Linked DNA regions of Homo sapiens: region 2 is linked to region 1. Evidence: read pairs that join two places in POLR2A ChIA-PET (ENCODE). Cell type or tissue: GM12878. All regions are shown on one strand. Each heading gives the region's core, and the rest is flanking DNA. Links, peaks and the distances in the headings are about the cores only.

The links. Peaks named below come from ENCODE experiments on the same cell type or tissue, not always from the same donor. Only the 100,000 strongest peaks of a DNase experiment are listed, where the experiment ranks them.
Region 2: POLR2A ChIA-PET joins it to region 1 with 8 read pairs; 10 of 35 experiments call an interaction of 5 or more read pairs at or near these places.

Annotation. Positions count from the first base shown.
Region 1 is chr17:59,695,214-59,699,589 of GRCh38, reverse strand. CLTC (clathrin heavy chain) reads right to left here. Exons shown (of 32, transcript NM_004859.4): 32 at 2,634-4,376. It overlaps PTRH2 (peptidyl-tRNA hydrolase 2), which reads left to right. Exons shown (of 2, transcript NM_016077.5): 2 at 1,612-2,282. The coding sequence starts at 1,612. The coding sequence ends at 2,151. Among named protein-coding and RNA genes, the nearest start is that of PTRH2, 10 kb to the left of the region's middle. RefSeq lists an enhancer at 2,839-2,888. In GM12878, for the core only: no CTCF peak of the experiment used is centred there; a DNase peak (open chromatin) is centred at 2,696; H3K4me3 peaks cover 198 bases.
Region 2 is chr17:59,745,133-59,749,556 of GRCh38, reverse strand. All of the region lies in intron 5 of VMP1 (vacuole membrane protein 1), which reads right to left. Among named protein-coding and RNA genes, the nearest start is that of VMP1, 40 kb to the right of the region's middle. In GM12878, for the core only: a CTCF peak has its summit at 2,526 (motif pointing left); no DNase peak of the experiment used is centred there.

The sequences.
Region 1 (4,376 bases), core at 377-4,376:
CGTATACCACTTAGCCTACTGATGATCCAGGCTAAGGCAAGAAGTCTTTTTAATATGCTAAAAGACCGTGCCAGTGATCCTACATATACACAAATGTTTAAAGCAAGTCATGGATGGTTCCAGCGCTTCAAAAGGCGTCATAATTTTCACAATGTAAAGATCACTGGTGAGGCAGCACGTGCTGGTAATGAAGGTGCCATAGCTTTTAAGGAACAGCTGCATAGGATAATTATGGCTAAAGATCTTTGCAATAAGGAGCTGATTGCACTGGAGGAAGAAAGAGGTAAAGGCGTTGAGGCAGTGGAAGAAGTTACACCCACGGCACCTAGAAAGTTCACAGCAAAGAAACTGGCAGAGGCATTTGCTGCTATCAGCAGTGGCCTACACGTTAGAAGAAATGGACGTCAATTACGAGAGATTCGCCACAGTTGACAGGCGCAGATACAGGATGCTCTTGCTTGCTACAGAGAAATATATAGTGAAAAGAAGAAACAAGCTGTACGGTCAAAACTTGGTATCTTCCTGAAGAACAACACTATGCTTGCTAAACCATCAACTAGTGTTGATGTCCCAATGCCTTCTACCACCTATTCTCGATGTTCATCAGAAGAGAGAGAAATTGAGGACCCTGTTGCATCCCCATCATCCAGCAATTAATTCTATTTCAGTGCTTCAAACATTTTTCAGGACCACTGTGCTTTCAGCTGTGTAAATTAATGGTGAGTACCCATACAACCATTGTTTTCCACTTACAGTATTCAATAAATTACAGGAGATATTCAACACTATTATAAAAGAGCCTCGTGTTAGATGATTTTTGTCCAACTGTAGGCTAATGTAAGTGTTCTGAGCACATTTAAGGTAGGCTAGGCTAAGTCATGATATTCTGTAGGTGTATTAAATGCATTTTTGGCTTACAGTATTTTCAATTAATTGGGTTAATTGGGATATAACCCCATGGAAAATTGAGGAGCACCTGTACATAGTAAAACTATGCAAAAAATATTTTGTGTTCTTAAGTAAAATGATGTTGAGTTCTCATCTCAGTTATTAAGTTTTTCAGCTGCACTCACGTCCAATGGGACAACTCTTCATTTTGTAAGGTTTTTAGCATCCTTGCTCAGGCTTAGTAAATTTCAGTAGTGCACCTCACTCCAGGCCCATTAATGTGACAGTGAGGTTCTTCTGAGGGTAACTGATTTGATACCATCTCCACTGAGAACCACTGCATTGTGAAAACACCGATTAGCACTGTATTCCAGGAAAGGGTTATTTTTGGTTTCTTTAAATCTTAGGCATCTTGGTAAAACGGAACATCTCCACAAGACTAAGGGAAGACTGAGGAATAGAGTTTTTGAACTTTATGCAACTTCGTTTACATCAAGATTCAAAATGACCTAAACTGTTTCATGTGGATGCTTGAATCTTTTCTAGTACACTGGTGGTGGGCAAGAGGGTGTTGGAAACAGGGTGCAGGCATAAGATCAAAGGTGTGTTTTGCCTTTTTTCTGGATGACCATTAAGTGTATAGTCAAAATGTTTCTCTGATAAGCCTATACCTCTGTAAGTTGTTACTGCCGGATAGTGATAACTGTTTTCCTTTCCTTTAAGATGCCCTCCAAATCCTTGGTTATGGAATATTTGGCTCATCCCAGTACACTCGGCTTGGCTGTTGGAGTTGCTTGTGGCATGTGCCTGGGCTGGAGCCTTCGAGTATGCTTTGGGATGCTCCCCAAAAGCAAGACGAGCAAGACACACACAGATACTGAAAGTGAAGCAAGCATCTTGGGAGACAGCGGGGAGTACAAGATGATTCTTGTGGTTCGAAATGACTTAAAGATGGGAAAAGGGAAAGTGGCTGCCCAGTGCTCTCATGCTGCTGTTTCAGCCTACAAGCAGATTCAAAGAAGAAATCCTGAAATGCTCAAACAATGGGAATACTGTGGCCAGCCCAAGGTGGTGGTCAAAGCTCCTGATGAAGAAACCCTGATTGCATTATTGGCCCATGCAAAAATGCTGGGACTGACTGTAAGTTTAATTCAAGATGCTGGACGTACTCAGATTGCACCAGGCTCTCAAACTGTCCTAGGGATTGGGCCAGGACCAGCAGACCTAATTGACAAAGTCACTGGTCACCTAAAACTTTACTAGGTGGACTTTGATATGACAACAACCCCTCCATCACAAGTGTTTGAAGCCTGTCAGATTCTAACAACAAAAGCTGAATTTCTTCACCCAACTTAAATGTTCTTGAGATGAAAATAAAACCTATTCCCATGTTCTATGGTTGGCAGTTGTCATCTTGGGCTTAAAAACAGTACTGTTGGTTAAATGGTCTTGGTGGTTCAAGTGAGAGGCTGAAACAGATATTTAAGATGAGAGAAACAGGTCATGATACAATTGGATTAAAATGGAGGAAACAGCATTTCCCTATACATGGTTAGGTCCCTTTGTGTTGGTAGCCCTTCCCCAAGACTATGCTGCTGTCCCCCTGGAGGTCGAGGTTCAAGGGTATTCCCACTAGAGGCAAGCTGCAGTTTGTTCCCCTGCTGTCACTTTTTGGGTGACTGATACAGCCACCCTCAATGGAGTCCCATGGTTTATAACCTGTTTAAATTTTGTCTCCAGGTTGAGTTTTATAGCATTGATACAACCTACTGTGCAGTGTTTCATGTTCACCTTCCCTGACCCATACTGGCCAAAGGTTAATCAGCAGTGGTTCTAAATCACAGCCTATTAAAGTTTCTCACTTCCCCCCTTTCTTGTAACAATGAAGCCACTGAAACTTGAGTAACCTTATGGACCTTAACAGATGGAAATGGGTGGGCCCAAGTAAGAATTTATGGTAACTGTAAAGTGAACGTAGTTTGTCATCCCTGCTAGTATTTTTTCCTAGAACTAACTTTGACAATTAAGGGTGCCTTTTTTCCCTTTTGATCTTTAGATACACTTGATACAATCCTAATAATTACTATGTTATACCAGTTACCCAGAATATGAGGCAGAGGGTCCCAACTCCCCAAGCCACATAGCTTCCTGATAGTCATCTTGTTAGAAACTATTTAAGCCTTCTTTTAGGAGGATACTGACAGTAATTTCTAAAATCAGTGTATCCCCAAGAACTGTAATGATGCCAGGGAGAATTTTGGTAATAGGCCCATTTTAAGTGGCTCCACCTCTCTATGGTTAACTGCAATATAAGCAGCGTTATAGCACCATCTCAAGGTCTAAGGTCATTGGTGGAGTATTGTGGGCAGAACACTAAAGACAGCCTTGAAATTTCTAATATTTGATTCATTTAATACACTTCGCACAGGCATATGACAGCACAGGAGAAAAATTGCAACTGTGAATGATGCCACAATAGCAACTATTTCTAAACAGAATGTTTACTGGCTGCAAAAGTGATGCAACAAAATGCAACGTTAAGACTGAGTTGAACTCAGTGCTAAGTGCATGATTCTGGCTCAGGTAATTTCTGAGGTTTGCCTCAGATAGACTGATGGCTCCAAATTCAAAGGTAGTGGCATTCCCAACAGGATGGCATGGGGTGGCTAAGTAACTGTCATGGCATATCTACTAAAAGGAATACTATGAAAATTCTGGTAATTGTGGATATATGCTTGTTTTCTAGTTCATCTGTACTTGGTATTTTATAGAACTCATAATCTTATAGTTTTCAAAGTATACTCTGCAGAACCCACAGGGTCTCCACAGAGTCAATGTTTTCATAATACTATTATTATTTTTTTTTTCTCTGTGTTGATATTTGCACTGAGGGTGCAAAAGCAGTGGTGGGGAAAACTGATGGCACCTCCCACAAATCAAAGCAGGGGCACCATTGTATTCTTCACTGACCTGCACTCACATTAAACACTTTCACTTAATGTCCTGGATGAAACTAAATAGGTTTTTTTGTTTTTTGAGACAAGAGTCTCATTCTGTCACCCAGGATGGAGTGCAGTGACGTGATCTTGGCTCACTACAACCTTTGCCTCACAGGTTCAAGTGATTCTCATGCCTCAGCCTCCTGCCTCCTGAGTAGCAGCTAGGATCTTATAGGCATCCACCATCACACCTGGCTGATTTTTTATTTTTAGTAGAGATGGAGTCACCATGTTGGTCAGGCTTGTCTCGAACTCCTGGCCTCAAGCAATCCGCCTGCCTCAGCCTCCCAAAGTGCTGGGATTACAGGCATGAGCCACCACACCTGGTGGGACAGGGATTTTAAGTTTTAAAAAACTCTTCTGTGGAGCTTATGTTAGGTAATTTGCCTAAGAGAGTTGTAAAGCAGTGCAAGACTAACTAGGCAAGGGGGTATGTGTAGCTATTGAGGATTAAGGGATAGTGAAATGAACTTTAGGAACATTCTCAGC
Region 2 (4,424 bases), core at 266-4,265, 50 kb before region 1:
TTTGGGTGACAGAGCAAGACTCTGTCTCAAAAAAAAAAAAAAGATTATTTAAACTTGAGCTTCAGTACCGGTGAAAGTTGATTTATATCTAGTTCATCACATCTTTTAAAGTGTGGCCCTTTAGAGTTCAAATTCAAAGCCTGCAGGTTTATCAGGGCCTATCCTTGGCCAGTCTCTCTTCTTTGGGTTTTCTGTATAACTTAGATCTTGGTCTTATAATTCTTTTACTCTCTTTAAACATATATACAAATACTCATATATACATATACTCACCTTTAAACATATATTTAAAAATTTATTGGCTGGGCATGGTGGCTCACGCCCGTAATCCCAGCACTTTGGGAGGCTGAGGTAGGCGGATCGCGAGGTCAGGAGTTCAAGGCCAGCATGACTAACACAGTGAAACCCCGTCTCTAATAAAAATACAAAAAAAAAAAAAAATAGCCAGGCGTAGTAGCGGGCACCTGTAATTCCAGCTACTGGGGAGGCTGAGGCAGGAGAAACACTGGAACCCAGGAAGCAGAGGTTGCAGTGAGCCGAGATCGCACCACTGCACTCCAGCCTGGGATCCAGCACTGCACTCCAGTGCTGGGATCACAGGCATGAGGCAGCCTGTGACAGCCACTCAAGACAGAGTGAGACTCTGTCTCAAAAAAAAAAAATAAATAATAATAATAATAAATTTATCCACTCTTTTAAGAAACTTTTATGGGAGAGTTGGTCCAAATTGCCTAGTCATCATTGTTGGAAATGAAATGATCAGTGGTTTTCAATTATTCTATAACACTGTACTGAAATCAATTGTGGGAAATGTTCCTAATTTGTTAAGACCAGCTAAAGCATATAAATTGAAAATTATTACATTTCAAAAATAAATCAGAGTAAGCGTAGTGATATTGCTAATTATAATAGCAGCAATCATTTATTGAATACCTTGCATTTACTAGGTACTGAGCTGAAAACTGTACAAGTAATTTCATTAATCCTCAAAACAGTCTTATGAGATGGGTACTATTATTATCACTCCCATTTACAGTTGAATGACTGAGGTTTAAAAGTTAAGAAATTTGCCAAATATCACACAGCTAGTAATATTGTACTAGACATTCAAACCTAGCTGTTTTACTCTGAAGAGGCCCTATTTCCTATCATAGGAATGAAGGATTTAATGAAAGATTTTATTCTTTTAACAAAATCGGTTTCAATCACTTGCATATTCCTGAATATTAAAGAAAAGATTGGACTTAAAGTTAGTATGTTTGGTATTACACCTGACACTGGGCATACCATAGGAGTTATGTCCTCCATGTAAATATGTGTATCAAAACGAAAGGAAAGGTTTTTTTTTTTTTTTTTTTTTTGAGACGGAGTCTCGCTCTATTGCCCAGGCTGGAGTGCAGCGGCATGATCTTGGCTCACTGTAAGCTCCGCCTCCTGGGTTCACGCCATTCTCCTGCCTCAGCCTGCCGAGTAGCTGGGACTACAGGCGCCCGCCACCACACCTGGCTAATTTTTTGTATTTTTAGTAGAGACGGGGTTTCACTGTGTTAGCCAGGATGGTCTCGATCTTCTGACCTCGTGATCCGCCCGTCTTGGCCTCCCAAAGTGCTGGGATTACAGGCGTGAGCCACCGCGCCTGGCTGGAAAGGCTTTTTTTTTTAAGAGACAGGGTTTCGCTCTGTAACACAGGCTGGAGTGCAGTGGGACAATCATAGCTCACTGCAGCCTTAAACTCCTGGGCTCAAGTAGTCTTCCTACCTCAACTTCCTGAGTAGCTAGGACGATAGGTGTTCACCCCCACACCCAGCTAATTAAAATAATTTTTTTTTTAAAGAAATGGGGTCTTGGCCAGGCACTGTGGCTCATGTCTGTAATCCTAGCACTTTGGGAGGCCAAAGCGGGTGGATCACTTGAGGTTAGGAGTTCAAGACCTGCCTGGCCAACATGGTGAAACCCCATCTCTACTAAAAATACAAAAATTAGCTGGGCGGTAGTGGCACGCGACTGTAATCCCAGCTACCTGCTAAGCTGAGGCAGGAGAATCACTTGAGCCTGGGAGGCAGAAGTTGTGGCGAGCCGAGATTGTGCCACTGTACTCCAGCCTGGGCAACAGAGTGAGATTCCATCTCAAAAAAAAAAAAAAGAAAGAAAGAAAGAAAGAAAAAAACCCGGGGTCTTGCTTTGTTGCCCAGGCTGGTCTTAAACTCCTGGCCTCAAGTGATCCCCCTGCCTCCCTCTCCCAATGTGCTGGGATTACAGGCATAAGCTGGCCAGAAAGGTAGACTATTAACTGCTGAACTAATTAATGAACGAATGCGAGAAACTATTAAGAAATGCTCTTTTTACTTACATGCGTAGACTGGTTTTAGGTAGGCATGAATACAAGTAAATAACAGAATATGTCTCCTGGCTTAGTAGAGCCATTTGATGGCTTGGTTTTTGGGTGAAGTTGCTCTACACACATATATTTATCCAGACTAGAAACTGCAAATACAACAGTATATTGGCTGTATTAGCAATGCCACCTAGTGGCAGCCAAATATAGATATATTTTGAAAAAAGTTGTAGAAGAATGGTTCTTAACATTTCACAGTCTTTGGAGAACCTGATGAATACTACAGGTTCTTTCTTGCTAGAAAAAAAGCTTATTTGCAATGATACATAACAAGTACAGTGCTTTCAGAAATTAACAGGCCTCCTGAAACCCACCTTTTAACTATTAAAATTAATAGAACAAAGCAAGTAACCTAGTAGCCCAACCAACTCTCCGTAAGCCATCAGCAGAAAAAATTTATTTATTTCCCCTTCATCTCCTCCTTTCTGGTTAGCAACCACTATTCTTGCATAAACAGTATCTTAACTTGTCCCTCTGGGCTAGGTACTTGGTCTCTGCAAATTACTTGATTTACACTTTACTCAAATCGATTTACAAAACTTGATGGTTAGTAATTTTTCCCTGATGATTTTCATTAAATTTAATGATCAAATAAACAGTAACTTTTATTTGTAACATTTAAAGAAGTGATGAGGACTTCTAAGATATCTTAATTTCAAGTTATAACCTTTCAGTTATATCTAAAAATATTGCCGGGCATGTTGGCTCACGCCTGTAATCCCAGTACTTTGGGAGGCTGAGGCGGGTGGATCACCTGAGGCCAGGAGTTCAAGACCAGCCTGGCCAACATGGCAAAATCCTGTCTCTACTAAAAATACAAAAATTAGCTGGGTGTGGCGGTGCACACCTATAATTTCCAGCTACTTGGGAAGCTGAGGCACTAGAATTGCTTGAACCCGGGAGGCGGTGGTTGCAGTGAGCTGAGATCACAGCACTGCACTCCAGCCTGGGTGTCAGAGAGAGATGCTATCTCAATAAATAAATAAATAAAAATATAAATGAAACTGTTTACGGATAAATTTAAGACAAATTCTCCATTTTAAAGCCAAACACGTAGGTATCTAATATTTTAGGAAATTTAGTAAGTCTTTTAGGTGACTAGTATACAACCAATTATAACTTACTAAATGATACTTCCAAAAAAGATACCTTCCACACTCTAGGAATCATTCATTCTAAACACAAATTTCAAAAACCTAATTGGGAAATTTTGCCTATGCAGAAAAAAAATTCATATTTCACTTTTAAGCTACGATTTCCAGTAAAGAGAGCCATAATAAATAATGAATTACATTTTTTTCTGTTAAAATTAGTTTCTTTTTCACCACAAACTGTTATCAAAAGGAGGCCCATATTTTTCACCAGACTACTCTCCCAATATGATCATTTATTCTCTTTGTTGAGGGTTAGTTATATGGGTATATTGCAGAGGTGCCTGTTTCATCAGCACATAATAGAACATGAGAATGTCACATTTCCCTAAGTGAGGATTATGTTAAGCCTGGAAAATGAAAGTAAGTGTAATTAGGATATCCTAAACACAACTGCATTTCCTACATATAAAAGAAAAGAAATGGTGACCAATAAGGATAAAATTCTGTTGATCACTAATCAGCAAGAAAATGGCATAAGCTTAAAAAAACCAGAGATTATTTGAAATTGTTTCTATTAAGTAAAAACCCAGATCAGATTTTGAAACCTTTGACTCTGCTTTGCTTCTGGTTTCTTATTTTACTCTTTTCTATAATTGCCAAAGTTCACAAGTAAATAGTTTACGCTTATTAATTAAAATTTTTACACTTGTCACACTATTGGTTATTGACTAGCTTGGCTCTTGGGAGGCCTAAGTGAGATAATTCATTTAAAGTGATGCTCACAGAGACTACCACCTAGTAAACATTCAATAAATGTTAGCTGCCTATCAGTCAGGATAGGTTAGATTATGACGTAATAACAAACAACACAAAGATCTCAAGCAACATCTATCACTTATGCTCACATTTCATTGGTCAAAGCAAATAATATGGCT